Linked DNA regions of Mus musculus: regions 2, 3, 4, 5 and 6 are each linked to region 1. Evidence: chromatin loops called from intact Hi-C (ENCODE). Cell type or tissue: heart. All regions are shown on one strand. Links, peaks and the distances in the headings refer to the core of each region. The heading gives the core; the rest is flanking DNA.

The links. Hi-C counts contacts between places; a loop is a spot of excess contacts. Peaks named below come from ENCODE experiments on the same cell type or tissue, not always from the same donor. Only the 100,000 strongest peaks of a DNase experiment are listed, where the experiment ranks them.
Region 2: it touches region 1 in a loop (9-fold over the local background); 8 of 42 quality-filtered maps call a loop at or near these places.
Region 3: it touches region 1 in a loop (6-fold over the local background); 10 of 42 quality-filtered maps call a loop at or near these places.
Region 4: a loop joins it to region 1, with 5 times the contacts of the local background. A loop is called at or near these places in 5 of 42 quality-filtered maps.
Region 5: a loop joins it to region 1, with 3 times the contacts of the local background. A loop is called at or near these places in 8 of 42 quality-filtered maps.
Region 6: a loop joins it to region 1, with 10 times the contacts of the local background. A loop is called at or near these places in 11 of 42 quality-filtered maps.

Annotation. Positions count from the first base shown.
Region 1 is chr13:73,157,457-73,162,439 of GRCm38, forward strand. No RefSeq gene overlaps it. Among named protein-coding and RNA genes, the nearest start is that of Gm30154, 27 kb to the left of the region's middle. In heart, for the core only: CTCF peaks have their summits at 3,003 (motif pointing right) and 3,228; a DNase peak (open chromatin) is centred at 3,045; H3K4me3 peaks cover 911 bases; H3K27ac peaks cover 1,214 bases.
Region 2 is chr13:73,349,663-73,354,645 of GRCm38, forward strand. No RefSeq gene overlaps it. Among named protein-coding and RNA genes, the nearest start is that of Eprn, 4.8 kb to the left of the region's middle. In heart, for the core only: a CTCF peak has its summit at 2,438; no DNase peak of the experiment used is centred there; H3K27ac peaks cover 989 bases.
Region 3 is chr13:73,308,181-73,313,163 of GRCm38, forward strand. No RefSeq gene overlaps it. Among named protein-coding and RNA genes, the nearest start is that of Ndufs6, 18 kb to the right of the region's middle. In heart, for the core only: a CTCF peak has its summit at 2,570 (motif pointing left); no DNase peak of the experiment used is centred there; H3K27ac peaks cover 2,129 bases; H3K27me3 peaks cover 263 bases.
Region 4 is chr13:73,257,818-73,262,800 of GRCm38, forward strand. It overlaps Irx4 (Iroquois homeobox 4), which reads left to right and starts at 2,680. Exons shown (of 6, transcript NM_018885.2): 1 at 2,680-3,059. In heart, for the core only: a CTCF peak has its summit at 2,736; a DNase peak (open chromatin) is centred at 774; H3K4me3 peaks cover 3,370 bases; H3K27ac peaks cover 4,000 bases; H3K27me3 peaks cover 4,000 bases.
Region 5 is chr13:73,343,144-73,348,126 of GRCm38, forward strand. It overlaps Eprn (ephemeron, early developmental lncRNA), which reads right to left and starts at 4,241. Exons shown (of 3, transcript NR_045293.1): 1 at 4,076-4,241; 2 at 3,353-3,918; 3 at 1,522-2,095. In heart, for the core only: a CTCF peak has its summit at 2,501 (motif pointing right); no DNase peak of the experiment used is centred there; H3K4me3 peaks cover 1,131 bases; H3K27ac peaks cover 2,314 bases.
Region 6 is chr13:73,403,952-73,408,934 of GRCm38, forward strand. No RefSeq gene overlaps it. Among named protein-coding and RNA genes, the nearest start is that of Eprn, 59 kb to the left of the region's middle. In heart, for the core only: a CTCF peak has its summit at 2,010; no DNase peak of the experiment used is centred there; H3K4me3 peaks cover 816 bases; H3K27ac peaks cover 577 bases; H3K27me3 peaks cover 1,605 bases.

The sequences.
Region 1 (4,983 bases), core at 660-4,659:
ATGTGTTCTGCTCATGTGATTTTTCTTCCTTGTTTTTATCTCATAAAATGTTACAGCATGTGAGTTTCTCTGTCTTACTTCATTTTTTTGTTGTTGTAATTATTTCTCTTTTGCAGTGCTGAGGAGCATGTGTGTGTGTGTGTGTGTGTGTGTGTGTGTGTCTGTCTGTCTGTCTGTCTGTCTGTCTGTCTGTCTGTCTATGAATGTATATATGCAAGTATGCAGGTGCAATTATGAGGACATGCATGCACATGTATACACATAAAGGCCAGAGGTCACTGTCAGGTGTCATTTCTCAGTGCCACTCACCTTGTTTGTGACAGGGTCTCTTACTATAACGTGCAACTCATCTATTAGGCTAGGCTCACTGGCAAGTGAGCCCCAGGATGAGCCTGTGTGCCCCCCACCAGCACGCTGACATCACAGGAACTCCACCACACTGGCCTTTTGCTCACAGAAGTTCTGAAGATGAAGCTCGGGTTCTCCCACTCGTACAGCAGGCACTGTATGAGCTGTGCCCCCTCCCCAGCCCCAGCCAGGGCTCTCAGCAACTGTTGTCTGCTGTCAGCTCCGCTCTTGCACAAAGGACTCCATTACCAGTTATGCCATGCTGATTCCCTTTTCTAGCATGGGAAATATTATATCAATAAAACGGAACAGAGCCTTGAGAGGCATCACTAAAAGATTTAGCACGAGAGCTCTCCTGACCCACAGTACCTGGCACTCACATACCAGTCTGAGCTGTTGCCAGTGCAAGCCTGCCAGGAGCCAGAAGGGTGTCCATCTGATGATGGTGCGTGAAGAGTGGTGTAGCTGTGCTTGATTCATTCGCATGGCCTGGCCATGCCTCTCATGTGCACCAGGACTTCCAAGCTGCTGTCTTTCGCTCTGACCATTCTTATCCCTTCTGTTTGGTTTTCACCAGTTCTTGGATTTTTCCGTGAAAGTAATTGCCAATTAATGCTCTGGCCCACACCCACATTTTTAAACGGTATCAATTAAAGAGAAAACAGCCTTGACTGCTTTTCCAAAGCTTCACACCTTGCACTTTGCAGGGACTTTTAAAAGGTCAGTGCTGCCTCTGAGTCAGACCTCAGTCTGGACCAGCTGCCACCAGAAGCCAGGAAGGAAGCTTTAGGTTTGCTCCACTCTTTGGAATGAGCTAACGTTGTGACTTCTTAAAATGTCAGCCTCGTACATTTACCCTCAAACACCACCAAATGTGTTCGTCACTCAGCAGGAGTCCACTTAGCCATGATGGTGCTCCACACCCTGACCCTGACCCTTCCACACCCCAAAGTCTAGGTACAAGGGTGGGATTTCAAATCCTTTATGTCTGGCCCTCTCTAAAGTCCATTGGTCCAATTCCTTGAAAATCTAGCGATTGGGATTAAAACCTTAAAAAAAAAAAAAAAAGCATTTGCAGTGTTGGTGTATGTGAGATCTAGAACTTTCTTTCAGTTTCTGACAGCTTGTTTGGTGGATGCCTAGAATGGGCCCGACGTCCTAAAATAATCTCATCACCACCCTGCCTGAGATAAAGGAATTCCCGTCTCCTATGAGCTCTGCCTGGTCCTGAGATCTCCCTGGCCCTCAGTATGGGCAAGAGGGGTCTAGGAGTGGCTTGAGGAGTCCACTGAAGACTTGGAGGGCCCACTGATGGTAACAAGACAGGATTTGGGTGTCTTAAGCCCTGTGTGTCCCTGGGGCCAGAATTCCCAAGTCCTCCCTTCTTCTGGCCAGAGCATCAGAACACATACTCCTTCGAATGAATGAGCACTTACCTGCCTGCCCAGGTCTGCTGCAGTGTCACACAGACTGACAGCTTTGCTTCATCCTCTGTAAGCATATAATGTTCTAACTCACTTTCCTCCTTTACAAAAAAAAAAAAAAAAAAAAAAAAAAAAACGAGAACAGGAGCAGAAACACATCACTAGATATAAAGGATTAAGAGTGATCGCTCGGTACCAAGACAAAGACTCCTGGGAAGGCTAGGAATGGACCCCTGTGGACCCCATCCATCCATGCATAGTGGCGAGGTCTGTTGCCCACAGCAGGGAGGGAGTTGCCAGAGTCCCACTAGGAGACAGAGCTAAGGTACTTCTGGTGGTTGTGGATGGAAACTAATGCAGTCAAATTTATGTTCAGCTTTGCGGACACTGCAGAGCCCGGTGAGGACCCCACCTTCCTAGGCTGGTATGGAATAAGAGAGGCCTTTAGCAGGAACCTCTCAGAAGCTCAGGCCTACAGGGAAGGGACACGGGAGCCAGAGGTGTCCCTGACAGTGATAAAGATGGGCGTGAAGAGGCGTCCAATTGACAAATTGTGGGATGAAGATCAAAAGCCCAGGGCCACTGCCTGGCTGCCTGGCATGGAAACACGCCTGTCACTCTGCTGAGACCTGCGTCTGGCTTCCCAGAGGCCCAAGAGGCTGTAACCCCTTCACACTTTACTGCTGGGAAGCTGCCTCTGTGATTTGACACATTAAAAACAAGTTCAGGCGGGGCTCCTCTCCAGCGAGATGGAACCTGGGAACGACAGGCTCTCTTCCCCCAGCTGAGCCACTCCTGCCTCCGTGCTTGCTAGCTCAAAGTAGAGCCTTACAAAAGGAATGGTCCGGAATGCTGGTGTGGAGCTGTACAATACTACCAGGTTCGCAGTGCTCTCCAATCTGGAGGAGAGAACAAAAGGAGCTGACAGAAGGCCTGCAGAGGTGTCTTTATAGTCTCGAGCTACTTCGAATTGTGAATCCGTGGGCCCTGGAAATTTCTCCTGGGAGTGCCTGGGGCCAGCCTCACATCAGCCACAGTGCTCACGCCCTACCTGGCCCTACCCAGTCCTGCTCCGCCTACTCTGCCCCTGACTGGTCCCAATCCTTGCCCCCTCTTTCCATCTGTCTCAATTTGAGTTCTCTCCGAACAGGCTGGGAACAACGGCGAGTCCGCGGACGGCCAGCAGAGGGCGCGCTGCCTGGAGCTCTCTGGGTCCTCAGCGGCGCGCAGCTCAGGACCCAGCTGGACTCTGCTGGGCCGTGTGGACCTGGCAGACCAGGCTCGCAAAGGGAGCCAAGGCGCCAGCCTGCGTCTGCTTGCCTGGGCTATAGAAAGCAGGGGGCGCAGCGGCATCCCGGGCGATGGCCCATGTGCAAGTCAAATGCATTTGTGCCACCTGTTGGCTTCCGGCTCACACTGCACGTACCTGGAAGTGGCTGCTCCCTCCAGCCCCTAGAGTCCCCTCCTGGGTGCACTTGCCATGGGGGTTCAGTCTGCCTTCGTGACAGCCTGAAGACGTATTTCTTTTAAGATTGCAGCATTTCTGAATTTGATTCTTAATCCAGTACTTAATCTAGTTTCATGAGTTTAGATTAATGTCATGAAAGCCTTGTAGATTAATTTGCTGGTGGTTTTTCAAGTTCAAGAGGACTTGGCTTCCAGCGAAGTGAAAATAACTATGGTAGAAAATTGGGGTCCTCTTGTCTACCCACGTGCATTTGGGTTCTTTTTAATGAATGCATCTTTTAAAATACTATAAGCTATAAGACATGCTTAGTCGATTACCTTAGAAATGAACACAAAGAACAATGTGGAATTCAGAGTCACTGGCAGTAAATTTTGTGAACAGTATCAGTGTAGTGTCTGAGCTGGTGTCTCAGCAATTGTGCCTTGTCCGTGCGGTCCAACCTGGGGTTCAGACGCTCCTAGAAAGATGACCTGGAACCCACAGTGCTGATCAAATCTGCATTACTACCTCATAAAGAAGGGAGAGATGGGAGGGCCCTTAGAACAAACTGTTTTTTTTTTTTTCCTGTTCCAGGATCGCAGCCAGTCTATGTGATCTATGGGGCTTGTGTCTGTGTAGATTTTTCTTTACAAAAAAAAAGATCATTATAACTCCAAGTGTCCTATTAATGGAAACAGTATCCAGCAAAGGTGGCAGAATTCAACATGCCAGTCATCTCTGGCTGTGAGCAGAATCTTCCTCTATCCCCAGCAGGTCTACCTCCCCACCTCTATTAACAAACACAAGAGAGCAACCTGTAACTTATTATGGTCATGGTATGGTCTCGTGGAGTTTGTGATAGTATGTACATTTGCATTTTATAACATTTTATGCACAGAAAAAAATATATTTATACCTTCCATATGAAAATATATTTGCCTCGCAACTTACAAAAATCTAGGCAGAAATATTTTTGACTGTGTACATGTGAAGGATAGGGAGGTAAGGAGGTGTACAGACTGTTACTTATAGATAGATGTGTATCAACCACACAATGCACACGTGTACAGAATAAAACACAGAATGCACATATAACATAGTTACAGCTGTAAGAGTAGAATATATGTGCATTGTAATCATTGAACCTTATATCGTGAACGCCACATCCTTCTCATGTCAAGTCCAGTCCCATACACCAGCAAAGAGCCTCAACCATCCCAAAGCACCCTTGCACCATACCTGAAGCTGCTGTTCATGAGTGGAAAGAGTTCCTGGGATATGGTGAGGAGAAAATGTGGCTTGAAATGTTTCACATTAGGAATAGAAATAGAAATCTAGGAAAAGGTAGAAATCTAGGATTGTGGGAATCTAGTAAAAATGAACATGTAAGGGACATACGTCTGAGAAAACTCTTTACAGTGGGAGAGGTAGGCATGATCAAATATTTTTAAGAGATTGTCAGTTAAGATGACATCATAGGAATTCAGAAGAGTGTCTTTCCATCTCAGGACTCTTGTGTAATGTCCCTGCTTGCATCCTATAGATGCAGCTATATACAAATATTCAGCCTATCATACCCCTTGGTCCTGGGCATAAGTGCACGTGTGCGCATCTTCCAACCAGAGAACTGATGACTGCAGACTGGGCCATTCAGCACGTGAAGGCCCAGGTTTCAGAGCAGTGTGGATGATAATGCCCACCTCCCAGGACTTCCTCCTGCTCTGAGGCACAGCTCCCTTCTCTGTCACAGTTCAGAGAAAACAC
Region 2 (4,983 bases), core at 493-4,492, 190 kb after region 1:
AGAAAAAAAGTGAGCTGAGGCCATGTTTGACTCTCCTCACAATCATCTTCACCCCATGCCTGGATCAGTCCTACTTTGTACTGGCGTCCTGTCCTTTTGGATGTGTGATGCTGGCCATGCCTGGTCGTCCACCTGAACTACCCAAGGCTGAAACACAGGCTGAGCACAGGCTGGTTTCCTATGAGCAGCTTCTGACCCATGCTTTTAGGGATTTGTGGGTAGCCAGACCTTATGGTCCTTGGATGCACCCTGGCTAAGCAGCTCCTTAGCCCAGTGCAGAGACCCCATCCTTGTGGACATTGCAGCCTTGCTGCAGTAGGCTCATGCCATCCTGGGAGCTCATCTGTTTTACCATGCCTCCCAGTGACATTTCCAAGGGTGAAGGTGCTCTCACATTTCCCAAGGACACTGCCACAGGTGCTTCCTAGGAGGCCACCTGGACCCTGATATTATCCTAGCTTCCTCTCCTGGAATTTAAGCTGGAGCTTAGAATCCAGACATGAGTGCTGATTTTACAAGATTTCATTTCTGCTAGCTTTGCTACTTTTTAATGAAGGTTTTTTTTTTTTTCTTCTCTTTCTTGATCCCAACCAAAATAACATGTGAACCAAACTTAGGTGCCTGCTTTTCTGCTTCAGAGAAAAAAACATTTGATTTTGACTAACAATTAACACAGTGATTCCTGTGACTGGAACATGAAACCCATTGTGGAAAAGACCCTATCTCCTAGTTGTCAGGAGTCTAGTGCTTTTTGTTTCTAAGTAATAGCACTTTGGAGTCGGACTTGCGTGTTCTACTTATATTTTATCTCATATATGTGAGTAAATCACTTAGAGAGCTAGAAACTTAACAGGTTTAGTTGAGAATTAGTCTCCTGCTCAATCAAGAATTTGTCTCTTTTTCTTTAAAGTGGTTTTGTCATTCCTTATAGTGTGTTTGTGGAAGGAAAGAAGAGGTGATGGGGCTACTCAGCCTCATTTGTGTGATGCCCTGGCCATGGACAGACGTGAATCTAGATACTAATTGGAACTGTGGAACTTACCTTTTTATCTAATTATCAAGACACTTCATAAGTGAGTCCAACACGGAAGCTGGGAGATGGAAGTCTGTCTGGTTTCTGAGCGCTCTTGTCTATGACCAGAGTATGGGATTACTACCTGGACATGCCGCTCAGCACGGGCTGGAGACAGTATGAACATCGCATCCTCTTGGATGCACGGATGGAAGTGTAGACTTGAGATGGGTGTGGCTCTCTTTATGCAGACTTGAGATGGGCGTGGCTTTCTTTTCTTCTGTGATAAAGGCAGGACAAGTTGATAAGACACCTCATTTCTGCCACACCAAGGAGTAGCCACCGGACAGCAACAACCCACAGGAGGAAAAAAAGAATTTATCTGGGATTTGGTGGGAGCTCCTCAGAGTGATCCTTCCACATAAGATGTCCAGGGCAGCGGCAGACATGATCTGGAGTCTGAAATCTGTGGTCAGGTCAGAGACTAAAGCAAGTCTGCTATGGCCTTTAAAGGCCTCAGCCCGGTGAGGTGAGCCCACCCTTGAAGGGAAGGGCTATCTTCTTCAGAACCTGCTGGTTTCAATACCAGTCTCATCTAAGAATGACTTCAAGCAACAGCCAAGGTGGTGTTTAACTAACAGCAGGGCTCTTCCGCCTTGCCAAGTGTATCATTAAGTTTACCATCTGATAAAGAAGACGTATTATCGACCTCTGGAGCTCTAGCAGCCGTGTTGCCACTGTGAATAACCAAAAGTGAGGGAAAGACTGGCAGATGGAGAGCAGTGACTTTCACCTTTGCTTTGTTAACCCTCTGACACTAACACCTATCTGTGGGTCAGCTGCCATGTTTTTAATTAAAGGCTATGCCCAGGGTACGTCAGAATCCACCGCCAGCACAGGAGGCCCTGTTCTCAGTCAGCCCACAGGAGCTTGTCTCTGTCTTTGTCTCCAGACTGTGGACATTTGTGTTAACCCTACGGTAGAAAAGTTACTCACCCATGAGCAGCATTCTGAGGACTTAGAGGCTCTTGGCTCAGCCTCTCAGCAGAGCAAAGATAACACCGGGAAAGCTTCTTGGAGTGCGAGCACGCTCATATGCCACACGCAGAAGGGGGAGAGCAGGCAGCCTCAGTTATACACCACTGGCCCTGGGCACTAGCTCCCCTGTTGTATCCCACATTGCAGCTCCCACCAGCCTCTCTGCCTCTCTTCAGACCCTGCACCTTCCAGGTTATCTCCTCAGGGATGACTAGCTTCCTTAGAGAGGCGGCCTCATCTCAGATGACTTGTCTTCATCTGCAGCAAAGGGGAAATGTTTATTCTGAAAAGAGCAACAGACACGTTGATTTCATTGCACAGGCAAGTACAAATCTTCTCTCAAGTAAGAACAAACTGGAACCAGTAGAGGTGTCCATCTGGTGTTCCTAGACTGCCCTCTATGGACATGAAGCTCTCCAGCTGACCCATTTTCGTCTCTCCTTCCCTCCTTCCAGTCAGTCTGGAATGTACAAACACACACACACACACAAAAACAAGCTCTTCTTCTTCTTCTTCTTCTTCTTCTTCTTCTTCTTCTTCTTCTTCTTCTTCTTCTTCTTCTTCTTCTTCTTCTTCTTCTTCTTCTTTTTCTTCTTCTTTTCTTCTTCTCCTCCTCCTTCTTCTCCTCCCCTCCTCCTTCTCCTCCCCTCCTCCTTCTCCTCCCCTTCTCCCTTCCTCCTCTTCTTCCTTCTTCTTCCCCTAACCCTGCTGCTACTGCTACTATGACTACTACCAGTGCTGCTGAGAAAAGCCAAGTTTGCCTCTTTACTTCCTCTCCTCACAGGACATATCAGGTGACAGGGGATCCTCCTATGGCCATCAGAGATGGTCACAGATTTAACCTCTGGTTCCATGGTGTGCTGTGGCCATTACTCACCCATGAGAGGGGTTCTGAGGACTTAGAGGCTCTTGGCTCAGCCTCTCAGAAGAGCAAAGATAACACTGTGAAAGAGCTTCTTGGAGTGTGAGCACACTCATACTCTACACACAAGGGCAAAGATAGCCACTGCCCTCTATGCCTAGAAAGAGCATACAGCAGGGAAACAAAAGAGTGGCTGAGTGACTGCCACTGGCAGCAGCCAATTCAGAAGTCCACAGCAGGCATGCAGGAAGAGGTTGATTTAGCTCAGATGATCAAGGAATATGAAGCAGTCATTCCACACACATTGACAAATCAGACACAGGGAGGGAGGAATTGCTTCAAGCATTCCCAAGGTCAGCTGTGCTACTGATTTTAGAATCCAGGGAGGGGACATCTCTTCCGACAAGCCCAGAAGATGCTTCTGGGTGCAGGTGTCATGGGGATTCCGGGAGAGAAGCAGGCAGCAGATCAGGTCTGCAAAGATCTGGCTATGATAGCTCAACTCTCCCTACCAGGACAGGCTGTTGCTTGGGATCTCAAGCTGCCCTTTGCTGGTCCAACCAAGTCATGTGTGATTCAGTGACTGCCACCCAGAGACCAGCTTGTCATTCAAAAAATCTGTGCAGACCATGCCCACAAACCCAGTGCTGTAGGCAGGTAAGTGTAGGGTGGCATGGAAACACGGTGGAGCTCAGTATGCGTATCACCTACTACATGGTGATGATACAGACCTTGCAGAAAGGGAACAGGATTGGCTCCCACACTCTTCGAGGTGTGAGGCCCACCCAGGCTTTAATTCCTCTGAGGGAGAACTTAAATGGTGACACGGTGCCTTCTCAACTCTGATCCTAAAGAGCCGAGCTGCCTTGAGAACCTCGGAGGATGTGTGTGGGGGGACCCCAGGATCAACACCAGACACTTCTGGAGGCAGATCTCAAGTCTGACCCACAGCCTCGTCCATGGACAGCTGCAAAAGCCTGTGTAACCCTATGAGGGGACAGGCTTCCTGTTCAGCAAAGTGGCACATGGTACCTTGACCTAAGCAGAGATGAGTCGGGTCAGTCAGGAGGGTGTCTGTTCTGGCTCTGGACTTCAGGAGGAGAAACGGGAGTAGGGACCTATAACAGACACGGCTGGGCCTGGGACCTCCACAGTCCTCTAAGTGTAGTGAACAAGGGTCCACCTTTCAGGGTCCACACTTCTCTAGTCATTCTTTCTCCTTATTCAGTACATTTCCTCGCAATCCCTCTTGATTTCATTAACCAGTTGTACTTTCCTCAAACGGTTCAGTTAGTTTAAACTCTGAATTTCAAGCCCAAGGATGCGGATCCACAGGAGGAGCTTCATTTCATTCTACCATCAAATGCAATTCAAGAAGGGACTGCTCTTTAATTAAAGGAGGAGAGCCCGTATTTTGTGAAGACTTAACAGCGTGCTTACGCCGTGGAAGAAAAATTAATTTGGAAATGAACGAGACCCTGGGGTTGAAAACTGTTGAATTTACTGGCCTTGTGCAGCAATCACTTTTCATATTTCAACTTAGTGTTATATTTTTAATAGTTTCTAAAAAAAAATTACACCTGTCAAAATAAATAGTACAATCAGAACAGCCAGCTCTGCCGTGAGACAGAGTCATGAGTGTGACTGCAGCACTTTCTGGGATACTTGGATAAGTATTGCTCTATCCTCCAAGGAATGTTAAAGCCCCCTCCTTTGTAAAACCTCTGCACAGGCCGCACACCTGGGCTGGGGGTGGGGGCCCTCTCTTCTGCTAAGGGGAACAGAGCAGAAATGGAGCTTGATCCAAGGGTTGGGTGCAAGCCTATGGCCACTGGGATTTAACGTGTTCTGTGCACATGCCACAGAGCCATGACAACAGATGTAGACTATGTGTGGATCCTCCCTCAAAGATGATACTCATAAAGCAGCAGAGACTTAGCCCTGGTGGCAGAGTGGCCATCTCTCCAGGCAACGGAAGCTCTTCAGCACAGAAACAGCTTTCTTTGCCTTTTGGAGACCATGAGGATCTAGCCTGTTTTCTGGAGGTACCACAGGCAGAAAGTCATGACAA
Region 3 (4,983 bases), core at 597-4,596, 150 kb after region 1:
GAGGAAGGAAGATTCGTGTCTCTTGGTGACAGAGAGTGTTCTGTAGATGGGCAGTGATAATAATTGTACACTGTATACATAATGCCATGAAATTTAACACTTAAAAGTGGCCACAGGGTGAAGTCTGGAGCTGGACTCTAGCCCGGGGGTAGCATGTTTGCCTGGCATGCACAAGGCACTAGGTTCAATCCCCGGAACCCTAGGATAAAGGATTAAATGGTGAACTTCATGCTTATATTTCACCATGGTTCAAAAAGTAATATAACTACCAGACTGCTGCATGCCATGCTTTAAATGTCTTCTTTGTGGATTTGATGCCATGAATTGTTTCTCAATGACATTCGTTGTTACGCTGACAGCTACAGTCCAGCTGGGAAGACGACAGTCCTTCCTGTCGCTGAAAATGCACCATATTCCTGCCCCACAGACCTCGCAGAACCCGCCTTTGCTTCCACTTCCAGATCATCTGTATGAACACTGCTCTGCCCAACTCTAAGCCATTCCTGACACTTAGCAGCAACATCTTCCCTGGGATGGAAACCGAGCTGCCTGGATTTCTAAAGGTTTAGTGGTAGCAGCCTGGACCCTCCCCTACCCGGGCTGAATCTCCATCTCATAGGACCAGACTCAAATTCATAAGTTCTATGGTAGGCAGATACACAGTCACAGGTCCTGCCTGTGTGCTGACTGACCTGTCTGATCTCCCTCTTACCTGCTCACACTAGTTCTGGCCAAACTTTAGGTGGGACCACCTTGCTCCACCCTGCACCAAATGCCCAACAAGCACACCTGGCTGGTGTGCGCAAACGCAGCCAAGGCAGTTGAACTAACAGGTGGAGCTAACCATAGAACCTGAGCAGGGTACCAGGTAGGAAAGACCCAGAAAGGACTCTGTTTGCCTTTGATCACTAGGGTTTGAATGGCAAGCCTCCAGTGTAACACGTCTCAAAGGTGCTGTTTTATTCTGCTCCTAAAAGGTTTGTTGTTTTTGTTTTCAGTTTTGTTTTTTTCCTCCTGGTCGTAGGCTACACGAGGTTGAATCTGAAGACTCTGAATCAATCTCTAAAAACACAGTAGCCACACTGAGGACCACCACTGTATATTAGTCCCCCGTGGAGCCAGGATTGTTCTGAAATCACAGCCTTTTCTTGTGCCATGGTGGACAACCACTGATCACAGACTCTTTAGAAAGAACCCCAAGGCAGAGCCAAGGCTTGCCTCTCAGAGAAGTCAATCCTAGAAAGGGCTGGGTAGTTCCCCAGTGCCATTTGTGAGCCTCTACTCTCACATCTCCTTTAAGTCCCACAGCCCCAGGCCCCAACACCCTGAAGAGTCAGGAGAACACACCATGGCAGCTTCGGTTGTTATGCATCCAATGGAAGACAGCTTTAACATGCTGTCAGCCATTATTCCTGAGAATAACCCTGGAAAACAGAGCCCACACTCAACACCAGAGGTTGTTAGCACTCCCATACAGAGCGTGAAGCTGGGAGCGATGTGGTAAGGGTAGGGAGATGGCCAGTGTGGTCAGCTGCCTTTGAAGGCTACTCCCAAAGTGTGCCCCCATCTTGGCAACTGGACTTAAGTGGGTGCTCTTCCACCACAAGCTCTGAATTCTGAATGTGCCAGATATCCCAGTGAGCAAGGCCAGTAAGAAGGTTTCAGCGTGGGTTGCGAGTCCCCATCCTGTCTCACTTCTGCTTCGTTCCTAGGTTCGACACAGTATTCCCAGGAGCGGAGACTCAGCATGGAGATTAAGTCGTTAAGGAGTGCGGGGGGACACCTCATTCATATTTCACAAGACTTAGTGCATTTAGAGCACGATTGACTGGAATTTAATTGGGTTAGACATTATCAGTTTAAACTTTAAATAACTGCACAAAAATGAAATTTAAAATCCCCCGTGTCTGGTGGATTAGCACTGTAATACTAGAATGGCCCCCGAGGAGAGGGGAGGTGAGCATTGAGCACCAGAGTACCGTGCCGGGACTCTCAGCCTCCGTCCCAGTGAGCTGCCTTCTGTCTCGGTGGCCAGCGGATCTTGCTGGCCGCCACAGCGGTCTGCAGCCTCATTGATCACCTCCTTGGTGCAGTAACAGGTCATTCTCATGGCAACCTGGACGAGGAGGTGCTGGAGCTCGAAGGCTGGGAAGCCACAGCCGCCAGGGGGCTCAGTGCCTGCCTCGTCCTCAGGGGAGGCTGCCACCCACACACCAAGCTAGACTTGCCCTCAGCTGGGCAAGATCAAGGCACTGCTCAGGGGTGAGAAATCAAACCCTGGCCCATTCTACCTTTGAAGGGTTTCTGTTTCCCTTAGGCCTGTCATGTTAAAGGAGGGGCTCACTCAGAGGCTGTACCTGCTTTGGGGAGACAGAGCCTTGCTTCCCTTGGCTTCTAGATATCTCTCCAAATAGCTGTTAATGTTGCCAAGAGCAGATTTCAAAGGCAGTATCATCTGCAGATTCTGGGCCTCTGCACAGTGTCAGGTGTGGTCATCTCCAAGGACTTGGACCCAGCACCCCAGCCTCTGGGGTCCCTGTTACTGAGACCAAGAGGACAGCTGTGCACTACTGCCCTCTGGTGGGCAGGCAGGGGCCAGTTAGGCATGAGTCCTGGCCTCATCCCAGAGCCACCCCTTGCCCTAGTCAAGGAAATGCAGAGGACTGCTCCCTGCAGGGACTGGTGGGAAAGTATCAAGGCCTGTGCCTGGAAGCTGGGGTGTCCAGGCAATAGATCACTCTGGGGAACATTAGTCCACATTCCTGTCTTTGCACCATATCCCACGACTGATGATATTTTCCAGAATGTTCTGTGTGGCGGTAGAAGTCAGAACAGCATCCAAATCTTCCTGTACAGCACCCACCTTACATTCTTGGAGAAGTGTCTACTGATCTCAGATCCTGCCCCTTGTTCAGGGCTGGGGTCTCCTATATAGGAGCTGTTGCCCTGCCAGGACAACTTTTCACTCACCACCCTGGACAGTGTATGAGCTGGGGCAGGGGCTGTCATGCCATCAAGGATGGTCAGATAGGGCTCTGGGCCAAGTGCTGCCCATCTGTCTTGCAAGCTCCCAGTGTATTGTCACTGCCCATGGAGGGACCATCCCCAGAACGTACAGGAGGCAGGTAACCCTTAGAGTATTAAAACACAGGCCAAACCTAGCATCTGTGAACATGGTGAAGCATCAGAAGTGTGCCTGTGGCTTCTAGGCACATGTTCAGGTGAGGCTGTGTGGATGTGTACAGACACCTAGGAACCCTGAGTCCCCACACAGATACAGCCCAGCATGCCCTCGCTGGCTCTGTCCTTTCCCAAACCTTCTGTGGGCAAACAAGTAGCTTGAGTGTGCCTTGGTCTATCAGATGGAGCTGTTGCCCCTTTTCTAGAAAGAACCAATTTCCAGAAAGTGTCCTGTTTGTTATTAACCCATTGGTGTCACGTAGAGCACATGTCACACGTAGTGTGCATGAGTAGCCCCTAATGTGAAGGCCACTTCCATCTTCTTCTTCAACTCAGGAGTTCGGCCACCTGGGTTCAGGTTGGGTTCTGATAGAAGGTGAAAAGAATGAACGTTTGCCAGAACCAGGATGCTCTGGGAGACCCAAGCTTTCCCTTGTTTAACCGTGCATGTAGTATTGATTCTCAGGACAAATTAATAACCCCTTAGTCAGAATGGCTAAAATTAAAACATCCCAAGAAATGCTTGCGTGGATATAGGGAGAGATAAACACTTACTCACTGCTGGTGGGAGCACAGACTGATGCAGCCACTAGAGAAACCAGTGTGGATGTTCCTCAAAAATGGAGACATAAGAACCAGGTGCATCACTCTTGGACACATTCCCGAAGGATTCTATTCTACTACAGAGATACTTGCTCATTCCTGTTCATCGCTGTTGTGTTCACAATAGCCAGGAAATGGAAACAGCCTATGTGTTCTTCAACTGAAGAGTGGATAATGAAAATGTGACACATTTGCACAACTGGATCTTATCCAGCTGTAAAAACAAAATAAAATTCACAGTAAATAGATGGAGCTAGAAACAATCATCCTGAGTGAGGTGACCCAGGCCCAGGAAGACAAACGTCACATCTCCTGTCATACATGGATTGACTCTTCAGAAAATAATAAGGGGCCATGTACAGGGGGAGGCAAGATTCAAGGCATGGGGGTAGAACATGGGTGGGGTGAAGTGGGAAAGGGGAATAATAGAGCAGAAATCCTTGAGTAGGGGAAGGGCTTGAGTCCAGGTGGGTGGTTTGAAGGAGAATAGCCCCTATGGACTCACATACCCGAATGCTCACATACCAGGGAATGGCACTACTTGAGATTAAGAGGTGTGGCCTTGTTGAAGGAAGTATGTCATGGGGGGGCGGGATGGGGGAGCTTTGTGGTTTCCAAAGCCCAAGCCAGTCCCACTTCTTGGGATGTAGAACTTTCAGCTACTTCTCTGTTAGGTCTCCAATCCAGGACAAACAGATGAGGTGCCTATTTAATATAACAAAGCAGACCTGGCCTCCAGGTCCCCCTAGCATCCTTCAGTTCACACCTGTTATAGGGTCCTCCTGTCTGGCATACCCTGCTCCCTACCCTAAACTTCTCCAGCCCAGGGGCTGGGCTGCCCTTCCGCACATATTCCAGACATTGCGGTTATCTGGCCTTTTCTCATCTACCCTTTACCCTCCTGGCCTCTTGATCTGATTCTTCCTTTCCTCTCTCCTTACATGGCTCGGGTCATGGCCACTCTGAACCTACCAGATGTCCTTGTGTCTGGCTATGCTCTCCCCTTTATCTATAATAAAAGTCCTACTCCGCCATACAAAGCCTTGTCCTTTCCTTTTTATTCCGTTTATCCATTCATCTAGCACAAACCCAGAACCAGTTATATCCTTTCCTTTTTAACTTCTTCCTTTCAGTCAGCTATGCTCCCCATCATGATGACAATGGACTGAACCTGTACAACTGTAAGCAAGCCACAATTAA
Region 4 (4,983 bases), core at 655-4,654, 100 kb after region 1:
CAATCCTGTCCCTGGCCACTGTCGCCATGTCTCGTCAGATGCTACGCTGTTCTGCTGGATCAGGACAGCCTCCAAAGTACTCAGTGACTCTTCCTGCCAAGGATGACCCTTGGCCCAATCAAAACGTTTTTCCTCCGGGTCCCCAAAGAGGGTTGGGCAGGAGGACAAGCCCGTGGACGACATAAGAATGATGGACACTGGGCAGCTTCGGGGCCAGGCCTCTGTAAGCTCCAGCTGGAGGCTCAGCCCCAGATGCCTGTGCGTGTTCTAGCAAAGTCCAGGTGAGGAGGAGGCAGCCACGTGGCCAAGCCCCAGGGGCACAGAGACTTTCATTCCAGATCACACTCTGGCAGCTGCACCAGGAGGAAAGACAAAAGGGAGATTGAAAGAGGATCTGAGGGGCACAGCCGTGTGGGCAGCATCAGCTTAGTCAGCTGCCAGAGCCGCCCACCTGCTGGTTCCTAGCACTGTTCCCTGAAGATACACCTCAAGCTGCAGACCCACTTTCCAGATTGACCACCCACTCTGAAGCCAGAAAAGGGACTTTCCCTGCAGGCCCCCTAGCCAAAACCTGGGGTATTTCCATCATTTCTACAAGGTGCCAGTCCGGGGAGGGGGTGGGGGGGCAGAACATATCAAGGGGGCTCAGGGAAGCTGCCTTGCACAGTAGGTGGTGGCTGATATCTGTAGCTGCTTCACCCGGTAGTCAAAGCAAGGTCAAGTCCAGCAGCATTCAGCCAAATGAACTCTAAATTAGGAGATGGCACCTGCTCTTCCTCCCATGGAAGGCTCCAGAGCTCCAATTAAACTCCTATGCTGGGGTGGGGTCGGGGGATGGGTGCCACCCATGTGGGCTGGGTCATGAAGATAACACAGGCCATGATTTGTGCAAATGGTGTTTCTAGACTGTGGCTGGTACTTTGGGAAGCCTCGGTGAGCATGAAATGAGTCAAGTCAGCTAAGGTTGTAACACTCATGAACACATACATGCACCTTGCTTGTTTTAACTTTAAATGGAAGCTAAGGCTCACGGGAGAGGTACCCATGGGCCCGTCTCTGTCTATGCAGTGAAGTGCAAGGAGGTTCCTACAAACCCTAAAAAGAGCCCCAAAACAAGGGGGAAACCAGAAATGCCTGCTCCTTCCCTGGGAGCAGGCATGCCCCTATTCTCTACTTCCTTCTAGTTGGAATTAGACAAGTCTTCCCACCTTCCAAATGGATGCCTCCATCCTTCCTTAAATAAATAAAAACCCCTCCCCCATTTGCCTCCCAGGCTTGAAACAGAAGGGACAAGACCCAGAATCCAGGTCCCCTCTCCTAGCTTATTGGGGGCTATACCGGTGGCCTAGCAGGTTTCCAAAGCAGCCAGAGATTAAAGTAGTATCCGACCTACAGCAGCCCCTGGAACTCCAACTCAGCCTGGCTGGGCACTGCTGGATGGGTGAGGTCTGCAGCCACAGATCAGCTACAGGCTGCTGGGGAAGCAAGCAATTTGGAATTACCCCTCCAGCAGCTGCAAAGAGCTCCGAAGGGGTGGGGGGGGAGCAAAGGGGGAAAAATCAGAGATAACTTTCTCCGAGGTTATCTAACCCAACAAATCTCAAAGGTCATTGAACTGCTGTGGGTGAAGAGAAGTAAGTTGGGTCTTTGAAGTGAAAACTATGCAGGAGGAAGGGGTGTCCTGCAGAAGCCCTGGGGCTCTACAGGCCACAGCCCCTTCCTGCTCTAACTGGACAGGTGGTGCTCACACCGGGCCTCTCTCCTATACTGAGACCTTTGTAGGGCAGCAAGTCCACAAAAGGAGTCTTCAAGGGAGCGAAAGGCAAAGGCTCTGATACTGAACAGGAGGTGAGAGGGGTTCTGAGCCTGGACCTACCACTCCTGTCTTGGGCTCCAGCCTCAGGCTAAAGAAACCAGTGAACATCTGTCCTCTTTTGTGTTCCAGGTCAGAGGCCCAGCTGGATCCTGATAGTCCTGAGTAAGCTCCCGCCCAGAAAGGTCACAGATCTACTGGGATCCTCAGCAGTTTCTGTCAAATTGGACTACGGATTCCTCTTGCTCAAGTCTGTGAGGAAGACTTGCTGCCCAAACAGCCAAGAGCCAGGTTGGTTGGGACTATTGTGACCACAAGAAGGGAACCAGAACTGCTGCATTACAGTGGGTGGTGTGTGTGGAAAGTCGGGAAAAGTGACGGGGGGGGGGGTGCTTGAAAGCCCATTTTACTCCCAAGGATAGCATTGTGAGGGCAGAGTAGGTAGGGTCTGCGAAGAGGAATCTCTGTCCTAAGAGTTGAGGAGGCACATTTCCCAAGCAGACAGCATGGGTAAGGAAAGGAAACCATTTAGAGACCGGTCCGCGTGCCCAAGGCCTCTGGATCCACAGGGCAGGCCAAGCATTTGATCAAACCAGGGACCAATGTCCTCTGCTGTCCTGGTAGGGTTGGGCTGTCCTCTTAGGGCCCAGGCATTCTCGCCAAACCATTCTGAGGAGGCCAAGCCTGAACCCTCACCCTCAGGAACCCCTCATGCCAGCCCCTACACCCGCGCACCCGGTGCGCGGCCAGGGCGGAGGGGAAAGTTGGCAAGCGTTGGGCGCCCGCGGGGGGAAAGCGTTAATGGGCGGCCGGGTGGGAGCAACTCGCTCGCTCGCCCACGTCACGCCGGTGCGGGCTCGGCTGACGACCGCGGCGCCTGGGGACGCCGGCGCGCTCTGCTCTCCAGGTGCTCCGCCTGGAAATGTCTCCATTAGTTGTCGCTTGCTCCCCGCCGGAGCGCGCGCGCCCAGCGGCCGCGCAGAGCCCTAGCGGGCAGCCAGGAGTGGCCCGGCGCCACTGCAGGTAGGCAAGGTCCCCACGCCCGCCCCCTCCCGGGGTTCCGAGACCCCTCCCCCCCTTTCGAGGAGGCGGAGGAGGCAGAGGCTCCGCGCGGCCGCCGAGGGGCGCGGGCGGCGGAGGCGGCGGCGGCAGCGGCGGCGGTGACTCCCCGGTGCGTCCCGGGCTGCGCGCTGCTCCCGGAGGCCCTGGCGCCTAAGCGGCGCGGGCCGGCTCTTTCCTGGCGCAGGTAAGAAATTGTTTCTGCTGCTCAAACTTTGCGAGGATCGCTCTTGCGCCGGAGGGGACAAAGTTTGCTTCTAGCGGATAGAGGCTTTGGAGGTCGCTGCATTTGATGCAAGTTTTTGGTAAGCGGATGGGAAGGACCCGGCATCCGGGTACGGGATGCTCGGGTCCCCGCGGACCGTGTTGGCTTGCGAGGGATAGAACAGCTTGTGCTGTTGGACCCCCTGAGTGCGCTCCTTCCTTCCTTTGGCGGCGCCGAACGAACGAACGTTCCGTGGGGGTGCAGTAGGAGAGCTGAGGAAGAGAGGGCCAGAAAGGAGGGCATTGGGGGAAGCAAACGGGAATTTCAACGCGTGTCCCAGCAGCTCACCCCACTGGCTGAGGAAAGGGAGCAGTGGTTGACTGCTAAAGAATGATCTGAGGCAAGGGGAGGGTGCCCGCACCACGCAGCATCTCTGGCACCTAGGGCGTCTTTCTGAGCCTACACCAGTTGAGTGTCCAAAGTGGACCCAGGCATCCCAAGCTCCGGCCTAGCCTCAGACAAAAAGGCTCTTTCTTGGTGCCTGGCTTCTGTTTTGGCCTTGTGTTGTACTCAACTTCTCTCTGGGATAGAATAAGCTCCCACGGAGCTCTTGGTGTAGCTAAAAAGTGCTCCGAGGATCACTCTGGAGAGCCGGGACTTAGGTGGTGGCAGGAATATCAAGGCCAGATCCGCCTTCCTACAAGCTCTCACCAGTTCTGTGGCCATTATCAACCCTAGACTCCCAATTCTTGGGGCTAACTGCTCCCTGCTCCACCCCTTTGGTATCTGATCAGGCCTTCGGTCTCTGATCTCTTGAAGCCCTCTCCAAAGGTGATCAGTTGCCCACACTGCAGGAAGCCAAGTGGTCTGGCTACTGCTAAATGGTGGTTTATATTTAGGGGCCCTAAGAGTTTCTAGTCACAGCATGAAGCATCTATGCAAGATTGTTTTAGCTGAAGGTCCCTGAGATTCTGGGACTCCTGTCTGTTCTTAGAGAGCCCTGTGCCTCTACTCAAGGCTTGGTCTTTGAAGAAGGCACCCTTATATCTGCAGCAAGGATGGCCTGAAGAATATCTCATTTGGTAAGAGAGCTTCAGCCAGGTAGCAGTTTGTCAGCAAGATGTCGAGGTGGGTGCTGGCCAGTAGCAGGACTGGCCAGTAGGGACTGAGTGAAGACAGAATAGTTCAGTGGAGTCCTGACTAGCCCCTGCATGGGGTAGATGAGGTGTGGAATGTGAGTCTGCATCTTCGGGGACACAGTGGAGTCCAGTGCTCCTGGCTCCTAGGCCCAGGCCCAGGGACAGGGTAACTAGGGATAACAACAACATCTGGAGCCTGGAAGCTCTGACTGGAAGGCAGACCAGAATGCTGCTGCATTGAGGACCCAAGGAACACCCTGAGACTCCTTCCCCAGAGAGGGACTCCAGCTACCATACAGGAGTCCACTAAGGAGAAAAGTGGAAATCCTCAGGATTAACATTCCAAACCCAACCCCAGGAGTCCAGGGGAAGAAAACTGAGAATGTTCATTCTGGGTGCACTGCTTGCTGCCAGCTGAGTGCCACACACAGGCCTGGTCTTCCTTCTCCTTCCCAACCAGTCTGTGCTTACCACAGAGTCCCCAAAGCCTGGGCCTCAGGAACGAAGGGACAAAAAGGCCCCTCACTGAGGTACACCAGTCTACTGCTGGGTTCCTGCTTCCTACGTTCCTCTACCTCCATTTACAGAGCCCCTCCTCTGCCTGCGCTTCATCGTCAAAAGAAAGCAAGTTGTTTGTAAACAATAAATAATGAAAGTAGTCGTCGTCGGATGTTCAGCCAAAGCCTCAGTAAAGCCTGAAAACTGAAAGAAGCTAGAAGCGGGTTGGGGGAGGGGAAGAAGCAGGAAGAGGGAGAGGCTGAGATTCA
Region 5 (4,983 bases), core at 544-4,543, 190 kb after region 1:
ATATTATTCATTGCAAAGAGACACAAGAACCTGTAGACTCTAACAGCTGCGTCATGGTTCAGCCAGCCAGGAGATGAAGATGAACACAAGGTGCTTCTGAACTTCCTTCTGTCCTAACAAGGACACTATCAATCCCCCTTCTTCAACCACTTGGAAATTAGGGATGGGTCTCCACTAGTTGATTAGTCATTTCTTAGGGAAATACAATTCAAGTTCTCCCCTTTTCTTTCCTCTCCCTGCCTTTCAGCATCCTGTTGCTGGGGGCTCAAGAATGTATCTAGACCCTCTGAGACACACATGCATTGGTAGCAATTGCTAATTCCAGAGTTAAGATAGGCAGACAGCTGCTTGGTGACTGTGTACATTTAGTATATGAGGTGCATATATTGCACAAGGTATTTAGTATATGAGGTGCATATATTGCACAAGGCATTTAATATATGAGGTGCATATATTGCACAAGGCATTTAGTATATGAGGTGCATATATTGCACAGGGCATCGTGCCTTTACAATGGGTCATGTTATGATGGAGCCGCCCTAGCCACAGACTGACTTTGCTACCACTTTGATGAGTGACATCATCAAGATGGAGGTGATCATGGGACATCACCAAGATGGTGGTGATCCCATGATTAACCAACATGGCAATGCCCACCCAAACTGCCTAAGCTCTCCAACCAACACTGCTGAGTCCCCAGTCACCTCACTCTAGAATTTCCCTTGTCAGTGGCATTAAGTTATACATCCTAATCGTCTCTATTTTTTTTCCTTTTTATGTAAACCTTCCCAGATGCCTACCCAGTTCATGAAAACAAGGAATCCAATCAGACAAGACTCCAAAGTAGACTTTACAGACGCTAATTCTTAAGACCTCCACACCTGAGATCACTTCTCCAGAGACCTGAGGTCCCAGCCTGAAGATTTCTGGGGTAGGGAAAGGGGAGATTAGGTTAACTGTGGACTTTGGATGCTGATACCTTCCTGTGGTAGCCCTGTGCTTCTTGTCTCTACAGGGACAGTCCCTAATAGGACAAGAGTTTGAAGCTGGGTCTTACACCTATAAACCCAAAGAATACAGGGCAAAACAGTGCAGCAGCAAAGTCAAAAAAAAAAAAAAAAAAAAGCCAGACTGTCTGGACCCTCGCATGAAGGCTAACTTCCATTTCCCCTTCCTGAAAGGTAGAATCAAGTCAGGCTAAAGGCAATGTTTCCCTTCTCAAGGTTGCTAGTGAACTGAAGCCCATGTTTTACTTTGGTCTGGTTTTCTCTGTCCTTGCTGCTCTCAGTTCCTTGCTGTTGCTTACTGTAGACAGCCCGGTCCCCATGGGCACAAAGGTAATTCCCCAGAGCTTAAAGTATGTTCCTTTAGCATTAGATCCAAAGGAATTCGCCCACTTTCACTTTTTTTATTATTATACATAAATACTGTAGCTGACTTCAGACCAGAAGAGGGCGTCAGATCTCATTACGGTTGGTTGTGAGCCACCATGTGGTTGCTGGGATTTGAACTCAGGACCTTCGGAAGAGCAGATTTATTTATTTATTTTATAATAAATGAGTACAATGTAGCTATCTTCAGACACACCAGAAGACGGTATGGGAGCCCGTTACAGATGGTTGTGAGCCGCCATGTGGCTGCTAAGAATTGATCTCTGGTCCTCTGGAAGATCAGTCAGTGTTCTTAACTGCTGAGCCTCTCTCCAGATCCTCACTTTTCCTTTTAATTTGAGTGGCCATTTTAAACAAAAATTGGCCATTTAAGTAAATAGTCTCTCTTGTCTGAAGCTGACAGCCTCACAGTTCGAGGGTTGTTGTTCTTAAATGTTTTAATGTCCCTTCTAGCCCACCACACCAGAGGTAGTGGGAAGGAAAGATTAATAGGGCAAAGAAGAACCTGTTTAGAAATAGTTCTTTGGAGCAAATCCAATCTGCATTGTCAGGACATCAGCAGTACAGCTCACAGGAATCGGCAGCTCAATCCAATCTTTCAATCAGGCATCTTTCAAATGGTCTTGTATCTCCGTGTGGGTTGCCCATCCTCTGGACTAGAGAAACCAAGGAGACCAGACAGTAGACTCTAACCAGTGCAAATTCTGCAAAGAGGAACACAGATGGACGGACATGTTCCCTTATCTTTAAAGAAGCAGCATGGTTAATCAGAGCCTGACTCATCCTAGCAGAGGGCTTAACTGGTAAAGGAAAGACTGAAGGAAGCATAGCTCCTCCCAATTCCAAACAACCCCTGGGGACAATATCTTCAAGTCTTCTTAAACACCCAGCAGTAAAGTATAGCAATAAAATACAAAATAAAAACTAAACTAAACTTCAAAAGAGACAATAATTTAGGACACGTACAGGCCTTCCTATTAAATCCTGTGTATGGTCTACTGACACACAAGATAGGACAAACACAACCACTCCAGGTATAATACAAAGATAGGTTCTATTTATCTTTACATTTGCCTACAGATATGGCAGTATGTCATGTGAGGGCAATGCCCTTGGAGGCCAGAAGAGGGTGCCAGATCCCTGGAACTGGAGTTCGAGATGGTTATGAGCTGCCACGTGGGTACTGAACTAAGCCCTGGTCCTTTGGAAGTGCTCCTAACCACTGAACGATCTCTCTAGCCACCCCTCAAGATAGGCTTTACTTATATAAGCCTATTGATGTAGATTTATCTAAATCGGTAACAATAACCTTACTTAATTCTGTCTTTCTCACGACTTTTTCATCTGACATTTTCAGTATTCAGTGGTTAAAATCTTATCCTATCTTCCTTTTAATCTGCTCTGTCATCGGTATGATTTTGTTGTTGCTTTACAATCCAAGGGATCAGACCTTGAAGAGGAATCTCCTGGAACAAATATGGCCCTGGTTCTCCTGACTTTCGCCCTCTCTGGGACCATCAACAGTTAGAACCTTGTTATTCTCACTTTAAACTCTGTGTTTCGATCTTGTAAAGTCTGTATCTTCTAGAATATGTAACACCCTATTTGTTGCTTCTTGCTACCAAAATTATAGTCTATCCTGTGCAGATAGCTCCTTTGAGCTTGATACAATATGTAGGACTCCATTTTCTTAGGTGGGTTTCTTCTCTGCCCGATCTGGGGAACCCGACCTCTGACCCACAATCTTCTACCTGAAGAATGTCACATAGTCCTCCCTCCCCCACCCTTGCCCCAACCCCAAACTTGCCCTGCACATATCTGGAATTCCTGGAATGCCTTTCCACACAAAGGAGACATTCACAGTACTTTAAACTCCAATGAAACTTAACCCTAAGAAGAACCCCTTCCCACTATCCAGGGGTGTATGCATGCAAACCCACCCCAAATAAAGGAATACTCACAAACTAAGATTGTCTAAGAGAGCTGTTCCATTAAAATCCGGGGAGATGTCTCCCTTTGTGATTTCTTTTTGTTTCTACTTCCATTTTTAGATCCTGGATGGTTTTGTTTAATTCCTTCATCTGTTCAGTTGTGTTTTCCTGAAATTCTTTAAGGGATTTTTGTTTCCTCTTTAAAGCTTCTATTTGTTTACTTGTGTTCTCCTGTACTTCTTTAAGGGAGTTATTTATGTCCTTCTTAAAATCCTCTATCAGCATAATGAGATGTGATTTTTAAATCCATATCTTGCTTTTCCGGTGTGTTGAGGTATCCAGGACTTGCTGTGATGGGAGAACTGGGGTCTGATGCCAAGTAGCCTTGGTTTCTGTTGGTAAGGTTCTTGCGCTTGCCTTTTGCCATCTGGTTATTTCTGGTGTTGGTCTTTCTGTCTCTGGCTGGAGCTTGTCCCTCCTGTGGGCCTGCAAGCCCTGTCAGCACTCCTGGGAGACCAGCTCTCTCTGGCGGAACCTGTGTAGAGAGGGCTGTGGAACAGCCTTAGCTCCAGGCTCAGATGGCGACCAGAAGGATTCTGTCCAAGAGGGGTGTTGGGGGGGGGGAGAACCAGAAAAGGGGATAACATTTGAAATGTAAATAAAGAAAATATCTAATAAAATCCCTGGAGAAGCCCCCTCTCGGCCCCCATTCCCACCCCGGCTCTGCCCCAGCTCTTTCCCTACAGACCTCACCTCTTCTGGCCTCTGCTTCCTTCCAGCCTGGTGTGTAGCAGTGCCTAGACACCATGAGGGAAGAAATAGAGTACACATACCACACCTATTACATGGGGATTCCAGTCGATCCCTGCTGTTGAAAATCCAACTACTCCTCCCCAACCACTGAAGGTAATCTGTGATCCCTTTAGGCAGGGACTAGCCCCTCCTCTTAACGTCATGGAAGTAGTTAAAAGATTAACTGACCATCACCCTTCTGCTCCCTGAAGAGATTTTTGGACCACACCTCTCAAGGAGAAATTAGGACCTGAGAACAGGGACTGAAATGAAACATTAAGGTTAATATATGAAATGTGGCAGCCTCAGAGGAACTGGCAGCCCTTAGCCTATCTGGGCTTCATTTAACCAAGGGAACATGCTTAGAAAAGCCCCGATAGACAAAATTAGGCAAAATGGATACTATGCAACAACACAGGTGAAATGGATATTATGTAACATAATGGTTCCTATCATGGGAGCTACAGCTTTGAGATGAGTTTAAGAGGACACCATTCAGCTTCATCTTTTTTTTTATGGTAAGTAGTCTATCAGGCATGCAAGGTATGGTAGGTGTCTATGATGAGGAGAGATTCCAACGCCAGGCCAAAAAGCCTGTCTACTTTCGAACTGTTGGTCAGTGTTGTCTAAGAGCCTCCTAAAACCTCATAGGCCATTTAAGAGGACACCATTCAGCTTCATCTTTTTTTTTTTATGGTAAGTAGTCTATCAGGCATGCAAGGTATGGTAGGTGTCTATGATGAGGAGAAATTCCAACGCCAGGCCAAAAAGCCTGTCTACTTTCGAACTGTTGGTCAGTGTTGTCTAAGAGCCTCCTAAAACCTCATAGGCCGTTGCTATTTCACTTGGCTGCCTGCCAGAGGTAGAAA
Region 6 (4,983 bases), core at 443-4,442, 250 kb after region 1:
TTCTAAACAGATCAAAGCCGCTGTTCGTTCTCTCAGTTAACAACCTCCTTGTAAATTATGCAGCTGACAGCAATGGATATGGAAACACAGAGATGAGTGTCATGGACGTTCCAACCACTGGGCTATTTGAGCTTCAGCAGCTCTAAGAGCAGCCATCATCACCAGAGTCTATTGCTCTGTCAAGTACTTTGTCATAGACTGGACTCTGTGTGTCCACCTGGCAGGCAATGGGACTGAGTCCTGGCTATCATCTACGTTTCCTTTTGTCTTTAGAGGCAGCTTTAGCAGCTAAGCACAGCTGCCTTCCCTGACTCCTGCTTCTCATTCTCCTGTGCCTGAACCCTGCTGTCATGTCTCCTGTCTTTATTTAAACATGGCTGTGATAATAGAATTCCCAAGCCAACACCTGCTCCTTCCTTTTCTGATTGTTGTTTCTTTTTTTGAGACAAGGTCACATATGAAATCCTGGTTAGCCTGCTGTGTAGACCAGGCCAGGCTGGCCTTGAACCTGCAACCATCTTCCTGCCTCAGCTTCCTGAGAAGTGGGATTACAGACACATGCCACACTTAGCTGTCCTTTTCCACAAGACTCTAGTCCAGGGAGAAAGATCACCTTATTTTCAGTGAATAGAAACCAGCTAGAGATTTCTCCAGTCTCCTCCCCTGCAGGGCAGTGGTCTTCTGGTCCCTCGGCCTCTGTCCCAAGCCATACAGCCCCAAGTAGCAGAGGGGCAGTCCTATTCTAGTGCATCAGGTCGACACTTGGGGCTTAGGATAGGTGAAGGCTGAACCCACCTGTCACCTTCCTCCTGCTGGGCTGATGGACAGGCCTTATAGGACTCATCCTTAACTTTAGTCTTTAATAACCAAACTTCAGGTCACTCCACCTGTAAGACCCAGCATGCAAGTCAAGAGTCCAGGGGACAACCAAGTCTTTAACTAGAGACACCTCTGCAAGCACATCAGTGAGCCTAGTGTGACCTGAGCAGGGGAGGCTTGTCTGCAGGGCCCAGGTGTATGCTGAAGCAAAAGTGCAATACAGGTGGGGATTCTTGGGGCCAGGTAAGAGCCTAGGCATCTGTACCAGTTGGTTTGTCTGTCAACTTGACACAAGCTGGAGTTATCACAGAGAAAGGAGCCCCTCTCGAGGAAATGCCTCCATGAGATCCAGCTACAAGGCATTTTCTCAATTAGTGATCAAGGGTGGGAGGGCCCATTGCAGATGGTGCCATCCCTGGGCTGGTAGTCTTGGTTCTATAAAAGAGCAAGCTGAGCAAGCCAGGGGAAGCAAGCCAGTAAGTAACATCCCTCCATAGCCTCTGCATCAACTCCTGCTTCCTGACCTGGCTTGAGTTCCAGTCCTGACTTCCTTTGGTGATGAAGAACAATGTGGAAATGTAAGTTGAATAAATCCTTTCCTTCCCAACTTGCTTCTTGGTCATGATGTTTGTGTAGGAATAGAAACCCTGACTAAGACAGAATCTTTGCCACAAAGTCTGCAGGCCAGTGGTTTCCAACCTTTCTAATGCTTCAGCAACCCTTTAATACAATTTTCCATGTTGTGGTGACCCCCCTCCCACTATAAAATATGTCTTTGTTACTTTATTACTGTAGGTTTGCTACTGTTATGAATCATAAATATTTGATATGTGGCACTGGGGGGGGGGGGTTGTGACCCACAGGTTGAGAACTGCTGCTGTAGGTCCAATTGGGGTGAGGCAGCTATACTGGGATATGGGTGGGAATCTCCTTTACCGATTACGAGATGATCTTCAACTAGGCTGAGAAATGGAGAGTGTTAGCAAAATTGCCTGTGGGAAGTGACAGGGTTTCTCTTGACAGGTACTCTGACCCGTCTCTTCCCACCACTGAAAAACTGTCCTGGGACAAGCTCAGCCACAGACCTCCAGTCTCCTGCAACCTGACACCCTAAGGTCAGTACGTAACTGGAGCCAGACCCTGCGTCAGAGCCTCAGGGTTCCACGTTCCCAGAGCAAGGGCGCCACCGCTGGGCGGGCGAGGGGAGGTCATTCTGCAGGCAGATTGAGACTCTCGAGGGGATGCCCTGATTGTGGGTCTTTGGAAAAAGGAGGAGACTGTTCCCCAGAATCCCTTTCATAGGGAAGTGGGCAAAGTCGCAATTGATACTCCTACCCCTACTCTGGAGACCAGGCCGGCCACGCTCTACCGGAAAGGAGAGGACCACTCTGAGTGGAATGTGAGCCAGTAGTTTCCGAAGCTGGTTGGAGCAGGGGGAGGTCCCTGCCAACTTCCAATCCCTAGATCCTTTGCCTGAGGTCATAGGCTAGGTAAACGTGGTCCCTCGGTTCCCCTCCTGGACTGCTGAAAGACTGTGGAGTAGAAGGGCTGCTCCACCCCTCAAGACTCTTTTCTCCACTCCAGCTGCCTGGATCCCAGCCTGCCTTGAGCACCTTGCCACTAGCCTGTAGTGGGCATCCTTGACTGCTCCCGCTTTGGACAGTTTCACAGGCTCTAGGGCCCAGCTATTGTGGCCCATAGCCCTTGCACTTCCCTCTATCCTGGGGTTCCGCTGCCCTCACTTCTGCTTGGATTCGGCATCACCCCCTGCTTCTCTCCCTCTGTCCTCCTCTTGGAACCCCTAAGAGATCCTCAGTTGCTGATTGTTTGTATATATTGCTTTCCTCCCGGGTCTAACTGAATACTAAGCCGGTCCCTGCTTTCCACTTTCTCATGGAACTCCTGCCGACCCTTTCTTACCCTTCCAGAACTCTCAGACTCTGATCTCAGTCCCCACACCTGCCAGGCAGCTACAAACATGCTTGGATTCTCTTTGGAACAAGTAGGCTCCCAGCCCTGCCTGTGGACACTGTCCCAGGACTGGATGGATGGATGGATGGATGGATGGATGGATGGATGGATGAGCAAGCTAAGGAATGAATAAGCATCTTTTCTTCCGGGCACTGGCACCAAGCTTTCAGTCAGTCCAATTTGGAGGACTGAATTGAGCTTATCAAGTTTGAACACAATTGTCTGCTACAACCCAGTTATGTCCCCTGCTGGTCTATAACATCCAAAAGTGAAACAGTTGCATTTAAGAACCTCTTAAGTCTGAAAGTGAGAAAAGCCTTGCACAGTTTTCTCTCTTCTTTTCTGAGACCCCCCTGGCTGGGCATTTGGCTGCACACCAAGCTTCTTGCCTTCTAGCAGGGTAGGGGCACCTCAGGGAAGGCTATTATTCCACTCATCTGCTGGCCACTGTAGGGGCCCACTGGACTTCACCCTTTCTCTGCAGTCCTGCAGATACCATGATCCCTGTCCTCAGTGATAGTAAGGACTCGCTACAGCTGCAGAACCAACTGGATTAGGACATTGTTTCTGTATAAACACCCATGATGGTCCTCTACTTCAGAAGACACTCATCTAAGCATATCCTCCTAAAATCCAGCAAACATGATGGTACACATCTGTAAGCCCAGCATTTAAGATGCTGAAGGAGAATAACAGAACTCAAGGCCAGCCCAGGCTATACGAATTCTCAAATTTTAAATTCCATCAGCAATGAACAGAGGATGTCTGATGATAAAGCAGCAGATCCTGCAAGAATCCCCACACCACCACCCTCCACCCCATCCCCTTTGTCCCTCAGACTTCAGGGCTCATCCCAGTCAAATCGTGGGTAGACAAAGCTAGTGCAATTCACTGCTGGAGAGAAAATGTGTCCCCTCCCCCATTCATCCAATTTCATTCATTGCCAAATGCTTCAGCATCTCTCACTTAATGGGAATTAGACAAATCTCTGTAGGTAATATAACACCAGTAAGCTAGAAAAAAAGCCCCTGGCTTTGGAACTTTGTATTCTGAAAAGAGAATATTAGGATAACTACTGTCAAAGACCTGCAGCAAGGTAGTTATGGTAGGATAACTCTGGGGCTGTTCTCTGTGGCCAACCCGACTGTCCTTTTGTTATTGTGATGGCTATTTAAGGCCAACTGAGGCAGGTTCTTCAGCCTCTACCTCTCTTGTGTGGTAGTAATCTCACTACTTACTTGTTGAGTGAAAAGCTTGGGAAATATATCTATTGAGGTCTGTGAAAACACTACTCTGTCACATGACTCCATCCTGGAAAATGTCTACTTATAAGATGCAGTCCTCTCTCAGAGTCTGTCAATAATGACTATGTTCTTTGACTACAGCTATAGAGCAGCTCATTACCACTCTCTAGTCCATATAGTGAGATATCAGTATAGACCTTGGATCCACAGATAGAAGAAGGTTGGGGGGGGCTGTGGAAGAGAAAGTGACCCCAGATCTGTTGGGAGTCAGTGAGAGCCCAGTGATAGAATGGGCGTCTCTGTTGATAGTTATATGTCTGCCTTCCTTGCAGAAAGAAGAGCATAGCCCTGCAAGTCAGCTTGAAATGATGTTCCAAGGTCAACCATGAAAGTTCATAATTTTTCAAGTCTTAGGATGTTGGAGTCCATCTAAGTGTAACCTTGTATCCCAGCCTATCAGTGGAGGGAGGTGTCATAAGAGTAGACAGTATGTAATGCCAAATGATACAATTTAACATAGTGCAATGCAAGGGACTACAGTGTAACCGACTAGCACAATATAGTTAGAGTGTTACAGAAACCTCAGTGTGTCATAATGTGCCCATGTCCTTAGATGCCATGCTATGTGACCTCCATGCTAGAGCAGCAGCAGTGCAGAATCAGCCAGCTGGCATTCTACTGCCTAGGATGCTGCCACTCCAAGCACTGATATACCATTAATACATTGTCCCTAGACATAGAGGATGCCTGACTCCTGTACGTGGATTCTGTCAAAGTTTTCTGTATTGTGGCTCAGCTGGGAATACTTGAACATGGTCCTCCTGTAGAATAGAGTCCAGTGACACTAAGTGATGACCTAGGTTGTTCTGAGCACCAAAACAATTTCTTGAGAGTGAAGGTGGCTATATCTGACTCCCACAAGTCCTGAGGACTACTAGCTCCTGATAAC